2 separate regions of the Homo sapiens genome follow, and region 2 is linked to region 1. A link is a loop called in an ENCODE intact Hi-C map of the cell type or tissue named here. Cell type or tissue: Calu3. All regions are shown on one strand.

The links. A loop is a pair of places that touch in the nucleus more often than their neighbours do. Peaks named below come from ENCODE experiments on the same cell type or tissue, not always from the same donor. Only the 100,000 strongest peaks of a DNase experiment are listed, where the experiment ranks them.
Region 2: it touches region 1 in a loop (3-fold over the local background); 5 of 110 quality-filtered maps call a loop at or near these places.

The regions. Positions count from the first base shown.
Region 1 is chr18:23,824,227-23,832,226 of GRCh38, reverse strand. It overlaps LAMA3 (laminin subunit alpha 3), which reads right to left. Exons shown (of 75, transcript NM_198129.4): 21 at 7,662-7,804; 22 at 5,428-5,525; 23 at 4,760-4,913. Among named protein-coding and RNA genes, the nearest start is that of LAMA3, 140 kb to the right of the region's middle. In Calu3, no CTCF peak of the experiment used is centred here; DNase peaks (open chromatin) are centred at 3,586 and 6,106.
Region 2 is chr18:23,994,543-24,002,542 of GRCh38, reverse strand. It overlaps TTC39C-AS1 (TTC39C antisense RNA 1), which reads left to right. Exons shown (of 6, transcript NR_110796.1): 4 at 884-978; 5 at 1,981-2,154. It also overlaps a transcript of TTC39C not described here. Among named protein-coding and RNA genes, the nearest start is that of LINC02958, 16 kb to the right of the region's middle. RefSeq lists a silencer at 7,979-8,000. In Calu3, no CTCF peak of the experiment used is centred here; DNase peaks (open chromatin) are centred at 3,552 and 7,862.

The sequences.
Region 1 (8,000 bases):
GACTGTCATTACCCCACCACAAAACACTCACAGGTCAGTGATGTACCAGGTTTTCGCCCAGAAGTTATTACTGGCAGCAAGTTCTATCTAGCACTCTATTATAAATTTCTACTACTCTTTCCACTCTAAATTATATGGATTACCTGTTGGAAGACTTGTTTGAAGAGTTTAAGGTACATTTGATGGGCAAAGTCAGGTTTGAGAAACTCAGATAAAAGACATAAAAGATGGCACACAGAAACTTTACTGCTTGCTGTTATGATTATTTATGTGTGTTATTTATCTTTAAAAAGGTGAACTTTAATGGAATCAGTGTCAAACTGGAGGAATATTTCTGGTTCTATGGCACAGAACTGACCTCCACTAGTTATTAGTGTTTTAGGATAAATACATGGAAAGTGGGTTTATCAAATCTGTTGCCTATACAAACTAAAAGGGATAACTAATATGTCTGATGTCAAAATGAGGATTCAAATGATTTGGTCAGCAAATATTACTGAATACCTATGCTATGCCAGTCCACCAGCGAGGTGATAGGTATACAATGGGAAGCAAGACAGACATACCCTCAGACAGACTTGAATCAAGTAATTAGATAACTAGACAAACACAGCATAAAACTACATGTGAATAATGTTCTGCAGAGGTGTAAGACAGGGGCCTGAGCTAGTCGAGGAGATGAGGGAGAGCGGAAGGCTTCCTTGAAGAACAGCAACTTAGTTGAGTGTGGAGGACAAGGAGAAGACAACCAGGCCATAGGGGAGAGAAGAGTGTTTGGGTAGAGGGAACGGCTTGCAGTAGGAGGCTACATACAACATAGAATGCTGTAGGGTCCCATAAAATGCAAGCCCAAGAGACTGAAGGTAGGTCAGAGGAGCAGAGAAACAGAGAGCAAGAGGGAGTATAATAAAATTGGGAAGTAGAAAGGGCAGTTTTATAAGCCATGTTAAAATCTTTGTCTCTATCCTAAGAGCAGTAAGTGTTGATCAAATATTCCCATCAGAATGTGAGTGCTGGCTATAGTCTGGAGAAAAGATCAAGAGGTGCAATGGGCAGAGCAGACGTGGGTCAGCTAGTTAGGAGGCTTCTACAGAGATTCTCACAAAAATGATTGTATTTTGGACAAGGGAGATGGAAGGAGAATGCCAAGAAAAGTTCGGGATGTACACTCACAGATAGATTAGTTTGGGTGCGGGAAAGAATTGGAGAAGTCATGGATGACCCTAAGAATTTTGGCTTATGCAATTAGATGGATGGTAGCAGCATTAATTTAGGTAGGGAATACCGAAATGGAGTTTGAGGTTGCTTTGAAACATCAAAGAGGTAATGTCAGGAAGGAAGGTAGACTTGCTGGTCTGCATATAAAAGCAGAGGTATGACTGGGCATAACAATATGGGAGGTATCTGTGTGGAGGTGGGTCTGATACAATTGCCATGGATCAGACTCCTCGAGACAGAACATAGAGTAATAAGGCCTAGGACTGAGCATTGACAAATTCTAACACTTAATGGCTAGACAGAGGAGGATGAGCCTGCAAATGATATTTTGAGGAAGCGGTGAGAGAGGCAGAAAGAGAATCAGGTTGTCGTTAATTTTTAAATTATTAAGACAGCTCTTAAATTATGAAAAACAAGAGAGAGTTTGAGAATTCAGGGAGTGTCCATCAGGCATCGAAAGCTGCCGAGAAGTTAAACCGATGAGGACTGAAACATATCCACTGGATTTAGTGACAAAGATCTCATCGGAAACCTGGCAAAATAAATTTAATGGAGTGGGAGGTGAAAGCCAGACTGAAGTGGGTTGAGGTGTGAGTAGGGCATAAAGAATTAGAAACACAGAGTGTAGACAATATTTTGGAGGAGTTTTGTTGTGAAGGGGAGGAGTATGGTGTAGTGGCTGAGCTGAGGGAGAGAGAGGAGGATTTTAATAAAAACAGGTTAGCATTTTTTAAAGATGGGTGACTTCTGGTTCAGATGGCACAGAGAATTCACATTCACTATACTCCTGCTCCAAGAGAGACCAACTCTGGATAAAACGTTTTAAAAGAACAACAAAAAGATATATTTAGAATCAAAAGTAATAGGTGATAAAACATAAGTTAAAGAAAAACCCAAAATGGCACCAGGACTGAAGTCACAAGCCTGTTGTCCTCTAGGTCTGGAAGCAGATTATTTTGGTCAGCAGTTTAGCTCATGCAGAGTTAAGAGAATAAAACATGTGCCATAGGAGACAGCGGCCAGATCGAGGCACATTTTTTGAAGACAAGGATGTTCAAATTTAAAAAGAAGCTAAAAATTGCTTCCAATCTGCCTCCTGGGTTATGGATTTATAAGAAGCTGTGTGAAGGTCAAATACTGCATGTTCTCACTTATAAATGGTAGCTAAGCAATGGGTACATATGGACATACAGAGTGTAATAACAGACACTGGAGACTATGAAAAGTGGAGGGATGGGAGGGGGTGTTGAAAAAGTACCTATTAGGTACAATGTTCACTATTTGGGTGATGGGTACACTAGAAGCCCAGACTTCACCACTATGTTATATATGCATATAAGAAACTTGTACTTGTACCCCTAAATATATAAAACTAAATAAATTTTTAAAAGAAGCTATGGAATTTGGGAACCAAAAATCAAATATGTGGCCTCATGACCAAGAACTGAGCTATGCCATTCATGGGGTCAATGTCTGAATCTCCTATCTTCAGTGTCATAACAATAGAGAAGGCACACTGTAATGCCTGCTCCTGGGCTAAGGATCCAGTGGACAGCTAAGACAATGCAAAATTAGCAGGCTGAAACAGATGCGAAAGAAGGAGAGGATAAAAACCTCTCATTCAAAATAAGCCAATATGCCTGTAAACAAAATTCAAAACACATAAATTGAATATTAAGAAAGACAGGTAACAAAATAATCAGAGATGAGTTCACTTCAGATGAGGTGAATTTTATGGAATAGTCTGAGAAAGACTTTAAATATACTGGCCCATGATCTGAAATCCCCAAACTCTGAAAAGGAAATAGGTTTTGTAACTGTTTTGGTGGCAAACCTAACCTAACCAATAATCATTTGCTGGCAAAGTCTGAACTAAACTGATATAAGTCTATGTATATAGTCAGTTAGTGTCTCCCTAGGTGTGCCTATTCATGCTTTTCACTGGAGAAATATTAACCTGTTTGATTATAGGGTATTATCCCAGACCTCACTGGAGATGTTATCTTTTTTCAAATCTTAAAAATTTTGAATTCTGAAATACACCTGGCTCCAAGGCCTTTAGGATACTAAAAAAGCTAAATGAAGAAGTAACTTCCACTTAAAAGTACATGAAGTTTTGAAACAAAAACTGGCAGAAAAGACAAGAAAAAATAAATATGATAAAGAGCCAATTGAAAAGTTTTAAAAGTATAAATTAAACTGAATCAATAAGCTGGATAATTTCTAGACCAGAGATAGTGAAATAAAATATTTCCGTATTGTAAAAGAGCCTTGAGGTCCTGCTGACTAGCTCTGTGCTATAGCTCTGGGTTAAATCAGAGGTTAGAACCTCCTAGATGAGTCATCAGCATCACTTCCTGGTGGTTGCCCCTTCTCAACGGTACCTCTTGTTGTCTAGGGAACACACACACACAAATACACACACACATACATATACCTGTATATGTACGTGTATGTGCATTTTATGTATATATGTATGTATGTACACCTATATACATGTATGTGTGTATGTGTGTATACACACATAGCATGTGTAGGGAGGGATACAGCAAACTTAGTATTAGAATGAAGTAGAGGGAAGATCATTTAGGTTTTTTATGCATATCTATATTGTTTTACTTGTTACAAGTAAATATTATTTCGTAGCATGAAAATTCAAATAAAATGAAGACTTTACTTAAGAAATATACTTAAAAACCTTTAACTGCTACCTTCAAAATGTTAGAAATGTAGTTTACAAAAATGTACACATCTAAAAGTTCAGTTACAATTAACTCCACATATATTTTCATCCCACAAATTTAATCCCCCAAATGAATATTTTCCTCAAAAGGACAAAACAGAGAATGTTACAGAGAGCAAAGAATAAAAATATAGTGGAGGAAGTCTTTCAGTGTCTTCATTTTGAAGTGTTGTGTATTCTTATTGTTATGGTTGATATCCTATAGCTCTAACTCGAATCTGAAATCAGTATGATCTTAAATTTGGTTCTGAAGTTCGAAGAACTCCTGGAAGAAAAGTAATACCAAGACCTGTAGTAACCTGTCCTCCAAGCCATGAGGTAGGTGCCAGGGGATGTAGAAGTTCCGGATTCTGAGCTCAAGGAATTCAGCTGCTACAAATTGCTTAGCCTAAGGGGTTGAACAGTCAGTGAGTGTGGTATCCTTTTAGGGTAAGCTGTGTCATTTCTGGACGCTTACTAGATTGAGTCTCATCTGTCTTTTAAGAGAAATCTTGCCCTGAATCATGTAGAACAGGATGCCCCCTTCTAAGTCCAGATAACCAAAAAGAAAGGATTCTATAGATGCCCACATCCCCTGCCATGTCTAGAAAGTGCTCAAAGAACAACCTGAACATGGCTCCATGTAGCGTACCATCCAGCCCCACCCTAAATCAGATAGTTCAGCAAATGTTGATAAACACCTCTGAGAAATTCTTCCAGGTTCCCCTGAATTTGAGAAGCAACTGTGGCCAAGTATTTTTAGCAGATACAGATGGGGAGGTAGTAATAACTTTGATAATAAATAAAAGGCTGGCCCACCTCTCTCCCGCTGAGGTCCACCATGACAGGGTGTGCAGGTGTGGGCTGCCTCACTGCCACGGGTCTTGGCTCCCCATCAAGCAGGAAGTGTCTGGCCTCACAAGCCAGGGTACAGGGGAATCTGGTCACTGGCAAATGCTGGTAGAGTAAGCAACTTCAACAACAGCAACAACAATGGAATCAATAGTTACAACTGAGAACATCAAACGGAATATCAAAGTACATCCCCAAAGACTCTCAGTCATTCAGTTCACTCATTCATTCATCATCCTTCAATAAACTCTTATTAAGTGTCTGCTACAAGAATTAAGCAATAAATTTTCATCTGCATGGGGAAGAGAAGAAACAAAGGTCCACAAACCTGGCTTCTATTTTAAGCTCTTCCTCCCACCAGATGTATGACTGACCTTGAGGGCATTGACTTGGGCATGCATCAACATTCCCACATGCTGGAGGGTGGTAGCCACTCCTAAGCCAGCTATGGTGTGCAAAGTGCTTTGTGAATCTTACTTGAAGAACACAAGTAAGACATAGAGGAAGATAACAACTAATTATCCAGAGCATCATGCTGTCGTTGTGATCCTGAGACACCTCATGAAAGCTTGCATTAAAGGCTCCTAATTTAGAGGACCCCAATGATGCGGCTGCACCTTCTGCCCCACACTGACTTTTCTTGGGGAGGTCCTGCGTAGGCACATGGTTCTGTGACTGGCAGCTGCAGTACAGAGGCTTCATAGTAGTCCCTGGGGAGCAGCACCAGGTAATCCTAGAAAATAAAGACCAAAAGGAGAATCATTCATTTTGATGGTAGCCCTACTTTGGATAGAAAATAATCAAACATACTAGTTAAATCAATAATAACCAGGTGAAGTCGCTAGTTAAACTCTCCATATCAACTGCTTTGTTCTTCATCCCGACTCACCGAAACACAAAGAACCACTCATCAAAGATTCTTTATGTATCAGAGAGAAACTTGTCAGTGTGAACAGTTTTATTCTTCAAGTTTCAAGAGAGATTTTACTGTCTCTCCTTGGTTGTTTATAAATTCACAAATTAACAAAGATAATAAATTGTCAACTGATGAAATGTTCTGTGGAAATGCTGGTTGCCTTCAGCAGTACAGAACACTGAATGTGGATCACTTTCTACTCCCACACCCGAGTAACGCTCAACTGGCACGGTATAAAAAGCAATGCCTTGTGATCTTGGTGATTCACAGAATGGAACTGGCCTACTGCCTGTCCCAAGAAACGAGAGGAAGAACATGTTCCACTGAGTGTGCCAAACAAAGCCCACAACGTAAATTCAGCTAAGCAGCTCTTCAGGAAAGAGCAGAGCTGCAGGCTTCTGGGAGGTGAATGATTGACAGCCCCTAGCCGTCCTGACAGCAGCACATATCTGCAGAGGGAAGAGGGGAGGGCAAAGAGCTCATACACAGACCACAAAGCTTTTTCTCTCCTCAGACAGAAATGTATAGGAGGGGAAAAGTAAGAGATTGTGGCTGAGGGGACTCAGTAGGTTTAAATTTTAAAAGGGTTACTGTTCTACTAGTAAGTTTGCTGAGTTTGGGACCATGTCTCCTCTCTCCTCATGACTTTATAGTCTCACAGATAATAGAATAGTAAAGGTTGATCATAGGCACCCTTATGATGCCTAATGATAATGTCATTAGGCATCTTCCATGCCTAAACAGTAACTTTTATAATGAACTTCTACTTTCCGTGAGTCCAACTTTGTACCCGTTACTAGTATCAATGGAATTTTCCTCTGCCTCATTTCTACCATCTGTGAAACATTCTTGAACTTTTTTTTTTTTAAGCAATAAAGCTTCCTACTAAGAAGATGCAAGAAGAGCAGAGACCTTCTGATGTTCCTTTGTTGTCTTGAATGGAAAGAACAATCCCTCATGTTATCCTTGTAAGATCCCAATTTGGAAGGACCTATTAAGATAAGTATTGTCCCTGTTGTATGGAAGAAGCAACTGGCAGGACTGGAAGAGACAGGATTGGAATTAAGCGACTTTCCTAAGATTTGCTAACATGGCCAATAAACAGGGTTGTGCCTGAAGGAAAAGCTTTATGTTTTCCACTTGAGAGCATGAAATCAAGCTTTTCCCAAGGACTCTATTTTGAAAAGACCTTGCCATGAAGCAAAGCAGGCCTTAAAGCACATAGCAAAGAGGGCTGTCTCAGAGAACAGGTTTCATCCTTCCAACTCCCCATGGCTTCTCTGGCTATTCTATTAGGTGTTTGCAGACAAAGCCTTTCCTGAACAAAGAGTTCTCTGTTGTAGGCAATCTGTTTGGTGGGAATAAACCTGCTTTAGGTTTAACACAGAAGAAAGCAGAAAGAGTGTCATGGAGAAGCAGTGGCTCCTGTAGCCTCTTGCTTCTCTTTCCACCCCCAAGAACTTTACTGAAATCCATATCTGCTTGTCTTCTAGGTTATTCTTCCTTGGTTCTACACAATCTCCAGACAGTGTAGACAATAACCAGGTGAAGTTGCTAGTTCTTATGATGTGAGGCAATGAGTGCTAAAGTCTATACTTCTGACTCATGCTGGAAAATCCCATACAAGCTTTGGAAGGGTGAAGCCACATACTCATGAAGGCTTCGCATTTGTTCTGATAATTAAGAGTCTTTAGGAGACCTTTTTTATCTTTTATTTTTTTTGTCCAAGAGAAGCTAGCTGAAAGGATACAAAAGATACTTCAAGTTGATTCCTATGTCATTTGAGGGTGAATGTCACCACAGTTTCCTTAGGTTGGGGCTGAATTGTTCCTGTGTCTAAAACCACCAATGATTGTGATATTTTATGGTCGCTGTGGATTGTAGTCTTGGATGGAACCACTTCTGAGGTAGGAAGAATCCCGCAGGAGCTCTCCATTCAGAACTAAGTCTTACCAGAAGGACTCCTTCTGCCTTAATACAAGCAACCCATATTCCTGGTGTGATTGAAAATGGGTCTGCAAAACCATTTCCAGGGACAGTGACAAAGGCTGGCTCCTTACTCGGCAGGAAGATGATCTCTTTGCTTTGAGCAGCACCTATCAGAAATACAAAGAACTGCTTAAGGCATTTTTCTATCAGTCAGTGTTATGATTTTAGATATTCAGTTTTGAACATTCAGTTTACATCTCAAAAAGTTTAAGATGATATGTACTGATCAGATTTACTGATCTTATCTTTAAAAATTGTACTATGCAAATACATATGTATAAAATAGGCTAGAAAGATACTGAT
Region 2 (8,000 bases), 170 kb before region 1:
GCTCCCATCTTGCACGATCACTCTGGGCATTCAAGACTCCTCTTTGCCAAACTTCAGTTTTTTCCAACACCACCTGCCCTTAAAACATTAAATGGCTGCTGGTCAATTTGGTCTCCATTGACTCTGTGAGCAAGTAACCATCACTAGAGATCTCATCAAGTTAGAGTCTTTAAATCTGGATCCCACCCCACTTCTTTTAGTTGCTCTTTCCTCTTGGCATTGGTCTCCATGCTTGCCCATTTGTAGAGGAAGAGAGACCATCTCCCTCCAGTTTTCTAGATCCCCATTGGCAAGGATGATTCTGATGGTGCTGCTTGTGTCACCTGGGAATCCTAGAGCCAATCACTGGAGGATAGGATACTCTGATTGGCCACCCTGGGTCCTATGGGAAGGCACCAAGGAGGCTGACAGCCCCACAAGACCACACACAATGGGTGAGAAGTTGTCCAAAAAAAGACATGTGCGCAAACAACTTATGTCTGCCTCAGGGGATAAGTAAGCAACGACAAAACAGAATTACCCCCCGTCTCTACTAAAAATACAAAAAAAATTAGCCGGGCGTGGTGGCGGGCGCCTGTAGTCCCAGCTACTCGGGAGGCTGAGGCAGGAGAATGGCGTGAACCCGGGAGGCGGAGCTTGCAGTGAGCCGAGATTGCGCCACTGCACTCCCGCCTGGGCCACAGAGCGAGACTCCGTCTCAAAAAAAAAAAAAAAAAAAACAGAATTACCGTACACCTCACCCTCCCATGTTGCATTCTGTGGTTAATAAATTTAAAACCCCAAACTTCCTCTTACCTATTCCAATTTTCATGAACTTGGAAAATGACCTAGTTGAGTAGAACCCAAGAGTAATGCAGCAACACTTTGTGAAATGTTTACTTAGGACACCGATGGGAGGATGTGGTGGTGATGGAGGCAGAGCTGTGAAGAACTGAGAGGCTATTAGAAAACCGCGGTGGAACAGTGGCTGGGGAAAAGGTAAGAAAGTCAAGGGAAAGGGACAGTTGGCCTAATGGAAGAACATCAGTAAAGCAAAGACTCAAGGGGGAAGACAGAGGAGAGAAAGGAGATGGGAGAGACAGTGAAACTTTATACCAGACCAACCAGAAGGGTTGGTTTATCCCAGGAAAAATGAGAGAGCGAATATCTAGAATCAAGGAAGAGGTTAATTGATTAATTCCTAATATTTTTCACGGACCTTGGCTTAGGACATGAATCCAGTGACCTGAGGTCAGCAGTTTCTATCTGAACCCAAGCCAGGTTGACCTGGGGCCTGGGCAGGTAAGAACCCTGCTTTTCCAGATATTAAGTCTAACAGGAACACAGATAGAAGTAGACTAGAGCAGACCAGTGACCAAGATGAGGCTGGTAGAGGAACCTCTTGACTATCCAGAAGACCCCAAGCTGGCTTTCATGTGTTAAACTTCAGACAGGATAATCGAGTGAAGGCAAGGCAGCTGTGTAAAGGTTTAGCTCCAAATTTTCTTACATTTTACATAGGTTCTAGAATGACAGAATCTCAAAATTGGGTGGACACAGAAGCCATTGGATCAGAGATCTCAGATCTCTGATCCAACTCTGGGGAGGTCTGTTGACCTTGATCAAGTTGCTTAACATCTCTCAGCTTTGGTTTCGTTATTAATAAACACAAGTAACGACAGTCTCTGTTTACTTCACGAGATTACTGGGATAACCAGGTGACAGGACCCACACAATTTGGGGGGCCCTGTGCAAAATGAAAATGTGGGGTCCCTGGTTTAAAAAATCATGAAGAATTTTAAGATGACAACAGCAGGGCATTGAACCAAGTGCTGGGTGCTTCTGAGAACAGAGCGCTGTGTGACTGTGTGACTGCACAGGTCTCATGGCGGTGAAGACAGCCCTGCCAGGCAAGGTAATGTGCATCACAGTGCTTAGCAATCTGCAAAAGTTCAACAAATTGGTAAGGATTCTCTTTCTCTTTTCCCCCTTGGCTTCCAGGATTGTATTTGCTGGGGCTGCTATTAAAAAGTACCGTGAACTGAGTGGCTTAAACACCAGAAATTATTCTCTCACAGTTCTGGAGGACTAAAGTCCAAAATCAAGCTGTGGGCAGGGTGGGTTTCCCTGAGAGCTGCAAGTGAAGGATCTGTTCCAGGCCTCTCTCCTTGGCTGGTAGGTAGCCATCTTCTCTTTATGTCTCTTTACCTTGCCTTCCCTCTATACATTTCTCTATGTCCAATTTCTCCTTCTTATAAGGACTGCAGTTATATTGGATTAGGGCCCATGCTAATGACCTTGTTTTAATTTGATTACCTCTGTAAGACCCTATCTCCCTATAAGGGCACACTCCAAAGTGCTAGGGGTTAGGACTTCGACATAAGAATTTGGGGGTTGGGGGGAGCAGTTGACAAACATCAGAGCCCCTGTGCTCTTTGGAGGCATGCTGATGGTGTGAGGTCTCACTGGGAGGTGGTGATGTTAGGCTGTAGTAGGGAAAGTGTCCTGCCCCCATGGTAGTGGTGTTTGGGCCCCGGTTTCTGCTGCCTAGTTGGCAGCTCTCATTGCTTGCACTATAAGCCCACTCTTCAGTTTCTGAAAGCTCTCCCATGTACACCCAATAAATTCTTTTTTGGTTTAAGGAAGCTAAAGTAAGTTTTTGTGGCTTGCAAGTAAGAACCCTGACTGATACTCCGATACAACATTAGAATCAGGAAGGGAACTACTTGGACCTAAGTTTTGGGCCTCCCCACATTTGCTCAGCCCCATCTGCCTGCTGGGCCCTGGCTGCTTGCTCAGTGGGGAGCTCCAGCTTCCCAGTCTCACCTTCTCTCTGCCACTATCTGCAGATGCTGCTTCCCCACAGGGTGAGGGCTGAGAGCTGGGCTTAGGCATGGCTGCTACAATGCCCACCTTATGGGAGCCGTAGGCATTTGCAGCCCGGGCCCTAGCACAGGGCACCGGCTGTTCCCAGCACTTGCAGACTCAGATGAAGCTTCTTGCCCCCTGGCTAGGGACCTAGAAGATGGCTGCTTTGCCACTGTTTAAAAGGTAAATAGCCCAAAATGGGGGAGAGTTGAATCCACAGAGGACCCGCTTTGACCAGAGAGTCAGGAGATAAGCTCCTCTCTCTTCCTCCCCTGTGACGATTTCGAAGTGTGGTGGCTCCATATGGCCCATCCAGAGAGTCCTGCGTGGCTGTGACAGGTGTGGTTTCTGTGGCACCCTGGCCAGTTTGGTTCATATCACCCCACATTGACTCCCTTCCCCTCACCCTTCCAGCTCTGGGATAGAGCCTTATACCTTAAACTTGGCCTCAGGCTCTGATTTCTATGGAAACCCGGAAGGCTAGGAGCCTTGCAGGAAGGCTTAGGTTTCGAAGGTGGAAAGGGAAGAGAGGAAACCATTTCATCACACCCATATGTCCACAGCGCTCAACTTACCTGAGGCTCAAACACATAAACTGGCACAGACCAGAACTGTGAACAATGAAGCTGGGTATGTTACGAAAATATCAATTATGTCAGAGCCACACAGAGACCTGAGGCAGTCATCCAAGATGATTCAGGACAGAAGCTGGAAAACAAAAGGGCTTTCACCTGGCAGCTGTGTAAATGGATACCAGGGCCACATGTGTATATTTAAAGGGTGTGGCTTACTCTCCCCATAATGACAGGTTCCCGAGCAGCAGGATAAAAGGAATTTTTACCACTGTTTAGTAGTTTACCACTTGAGTGCTCCAGAGAGCTCCACCAGCTTCATGCTTACAGTTCAGACTGCAGTACTACACCAGAGAAATAATTAGATATACCACTTCTGTGCAGCATTTATTTCAGCCCACAAATTGATGATCAGTTAGGCTATTCAGGGATGTGTAAATACCTTTATAAATTCTTATAGTTTCTTTTTAAAAAATAATTTTTCTAATTTGTATTATTATTATTATATATTTTTGAGACAGAGTCTTGCTCTGTCACCCGGGCTGGAGTGCAGTGGTGCAATCTCAGCTCACTGCAACCTCCACCTCCTGGGTTCAAGCAATTCTCCTATCTCAACCTCCCAAGTAGCTGGGATTACAGGCGTGCACCATCACACTCGGCTAATTTTCATATTTTTAGAGAGATGGGGGTCTCACCATGTTGGCCAGGATGGCCTCAAGTGATCCAAATGCCTCGGCCTCTGAAAGCACTGTGATTACAGGCGTGAGCCACTGCACCTGGCCTAGTTTCTGTTTAAAATTAGGTTCCAGTAGGTCTTCTAAAAATATTTAATAATAAAAACCAGAGTTTGGGACAACTAAGGACAACAATAAGGGAGACTCCAGAAGGAAAAACAGCCTGACATCTGCTAGTCCTATGATATTGGGCAAATGACCAGGACTCTCTGAACCTCAGCTCCCTCATCTACAAAGTAGAGAATATAATAACCTCTAACTTGTTATAAGAACAAGAGGAGCTAGTGTGTGGGGAAAGCCTAGCACTAATTAGTGCTCATACATGTTAGTTATCTTTATTGATCACTACAAATTATTGCTTCTCAAGAACAGCTTGGCAGTATACAAAAACACACTATCCTGCCCCTCTCTGTTCCTCACATTTCAGAAGTAGAACACACATTTCTATGCCCCAAATTGGCTCAAGGCAACTCTTCTCTAAACCAATTTCTTTTTCTTTTTTTTTTTTTCTTTTTTCAGACGGGGTCTCACTCTGTCACCCAGGTGGGAATGCAGTGGCGCAATCACAGCTCATACACCTTAAACTCCTAGGCTCAAGCAATCTTCCTGCCTCAGTCTCCTGAGTAGCTGAAATTACAGGCACATGCCACTATGCCTGTTTTGGTTTCTTTCTTTCTTTCTTTCTTTCTTTCTTTCTTTCTTTCTTTCTTTCTTTCTTTCTTTCTTTCTTTCTTTCTCCTTCCTTCCTCCCTCCCTCTCTTTCTTTTCTTTTCTTTCCTCCCTCCCTCCTTCCCTCTTTCTTTCTTTCTTTCTCTTTTTTTTTTTTTTTTTTTTTTTTGAGACAGAGACTTGCTCTATTGCCCAGGCTGGAGTACAGTTGGGCAATCTCAGCTCACTGCAATCTCCGCCTCCTGGCTTCAAGCAGTTCTCCCTGTCTCAGCCTCCTGAGTAGCTGGGATTACAGGCGCCCACGACCACGCCCGGCTAATTTTCGTATTTTTAGTAGGGACAGGATTTTGCCATGTTGGCCAGGCTGGTCTCGAACTCCTGACCTCAGGTGACCCACCTGCCTTGGCCTCCCAAAGTGCTGGGATTACGGGCATGAGCCACTGCACCTGGCCTTTTTATTTTTCTTTTTAGAGACAGGGTCTTGCTGTGTTGCCTGGGCTGGTCTCAAACTCCTGGCCTCAGGCAATCTTCCTGCCTTGACCTCCCAAAGCACTGAGATTACAGATAGGAGCCACTGTGCCCTGCCTAAACCAATTTCTTTTTTTTCTTTTTGAGATGGAGTCTCACTCTGTCATCCAGGCTGGAGTGCAGTGGTGCGATCTCGGCTCACTGTAACCTCTGCCTCCTGGATTCAAGTGATTCTCCTGTGTCAGCCTCCCAAGTAGCTGGGACTACAGGTGTGTGCCACCATATCCAGCTAGTTTTTTGTATTTTTAGTAGAGACGGGGTTTCACTATGTTAGCCAGGATAGTTTCGATCTTCTGACCTTGTGATCCACCCACCTTGGCCTCCCAAAGTGCTGGGATTACAGGCGTGAGCCACTGTGCCCGGCCAACTGATTTCTTAATAGGAAGGCATCCACCTATGCCCTGAAGTGGAGATTGGGTCCCCAGTCTTCCTTGAGCAAGATAGGTCTCAAATTTTTGAGTGTGTGGAAATCTGCTGGGCTATGTATATAGATTTCTAGGCCTCATCCTCAAAAGTCCTGATTTAGTAGGTATGGGGCTTGGGACTGGGGAATCACCATTTTTCACACATGTGCACAGGTGCACACATGCACATACACATGCCATGATTTTAAAGCAGAAGATATTTGGGCCACATTTCCAGAAATATTCCCTGCAGGGCTCATTCCTCCAGCCTTATGATGAGTATATGCAAACAACCTGAGGTCATGGAAAGCATCTCCAGTGTTTTTCCCTTGGACTGCAGGCATGTTTAATTAGCCAGTGCCCACACTGACCTTATTTTAATATTAGCACAAGTGCAATGGCTTACATTTAGAGTGTACCTATATAAAGAAGTTATAATGACGCAGTGCTTCCCAAACTTGGCTGCATAGTAGATACACTTAGGGAAGTTTTCGATGCACTGCCCCTCTTCCATCTCTCTGGCCCATGCCCAAATCCAATTAGAAAATGGGCAAAAGATATAAAGAGACATTTTACTGAAGAGGATATACAGATGGCAAATAAACACATGAAAAGATGTTCAACATCACTCATTTTGATGGAAATGTAAACTAAACCCCAATGAAGTTCCACTACACACCTACAGAATGGCTAAAATAAAACATAGTGACAATATCAAATGTTGGCAAGAATGTGGAGAAATTGGATCTCTCCTTGCTGGTGGAGATGTAAAATGGTACAGCCACTCTGGAAAAACGTTTGGCAGTTTCTTTGAAAACTAAGCATATACTTAACATACGATCCAACAACGGCACTTCTGGCATTCATGCCAGAGAAATAAAAACTTATGTTCCCACACAAAAACTTTTCATAAATTTTTGAGACAGAGTCTTGCTCTGTCACCCAGACTTGAGTGCAGTGGTGTGACTGTGGCTCACTGCAGCCTTGACCTCCTGGGCTCAAGCGATCCTCCCACCTCAGCCTCCTGAGTAGCTGGGACTACAGGTGTATCCCACCATGCCCGGCTAACTTTTTTTTTTTTCCGGCAGAGATGGGGTTTTGCTATGGTTGCCCAGGCAGGTCACACAAAAACTTTTATACAAATGTTCATGGCAGCTTTATTTGTAATAGCCCCAAGGTGTAGTACATCTATACCAGCAATAAAAAGGAATGAACTATTGACTCATACGACCTAGATGGATCTCAGGTGCATTATGCTGAGTGAAAAAGCCAATCTCAAAAGGGTACACACTGTATGATTCCATTTATTTATTCATTTAGAGACAGAGTCTCACTCTGTCGCCCAAGCTGAAGTGCAGTGGTGCAGTCTTGGCTCACTGCAACCTCCACCTCCTGGATTCGCGTGATTTTCGTGCCTCAGCCCCCTGAGTAGCTGGGACTACAGACGCGCGCCACCACACCTGGCTAATTTTGGGGTATTTTTAGTGGAGATGGGGTTTCGACATGCTAGCCAGGCTGGTCTCAAACTCCTGACCTCAAGTGATCCACCCGTCTCGGCCTCCCAAAGTGCTAGAATTACATACATGAGCTACCACGCCTGGCCGATTCCATTTATTTAACAGTCTTGAAATGACAAAATTATCGGGATTAGTGTTTGTCAGGAGTTAGGGATAGTAGAGAGAAGGCAGGTAAGTGATACCATAAAGGCATATCTTTGTGATGAAGGAATAGTTCTGTATCATAATTGCAATGCTGATTAGACAAACCTACACACGTGATAAAGTGACAGAGAACTATACACACATTTTACCAAAGTCAATTTCATGGTGTGAGATGTAACCATTAGGAAAATCTTGTGGATTATAATTATTATTATTTTTTTTTAAAAAAAAGGAAAAGATCCTGATGTCCAGGCCACTCCCAGACCAATGAAATCAGAGTCTCTGAGGGTGGAGTTCACGCATCAGCGCGTGGCCCTGGTGATGACTAAGTGCAGCCAAGTTGCAGTTTATTATAAGGCAGTTCATAGATGCTGCTGCTGCTGCTGCTAGCATTTCATCTGCTGAGAATCACACTCAGTAGCAACAGCCGTCCAAGATACAGCCCTGCGGGGCTTTGAGTGTTAACGTTGGGTGCATAGTGATGAGGCTTTTTTAAAGCCTTGAAACGGGGCCAACTGGTAATACCTAAGGAACGTAAGTACCATTCAGTGTGTTTGTGTAAGCCCTGGCTATGAGGGGAGGGGC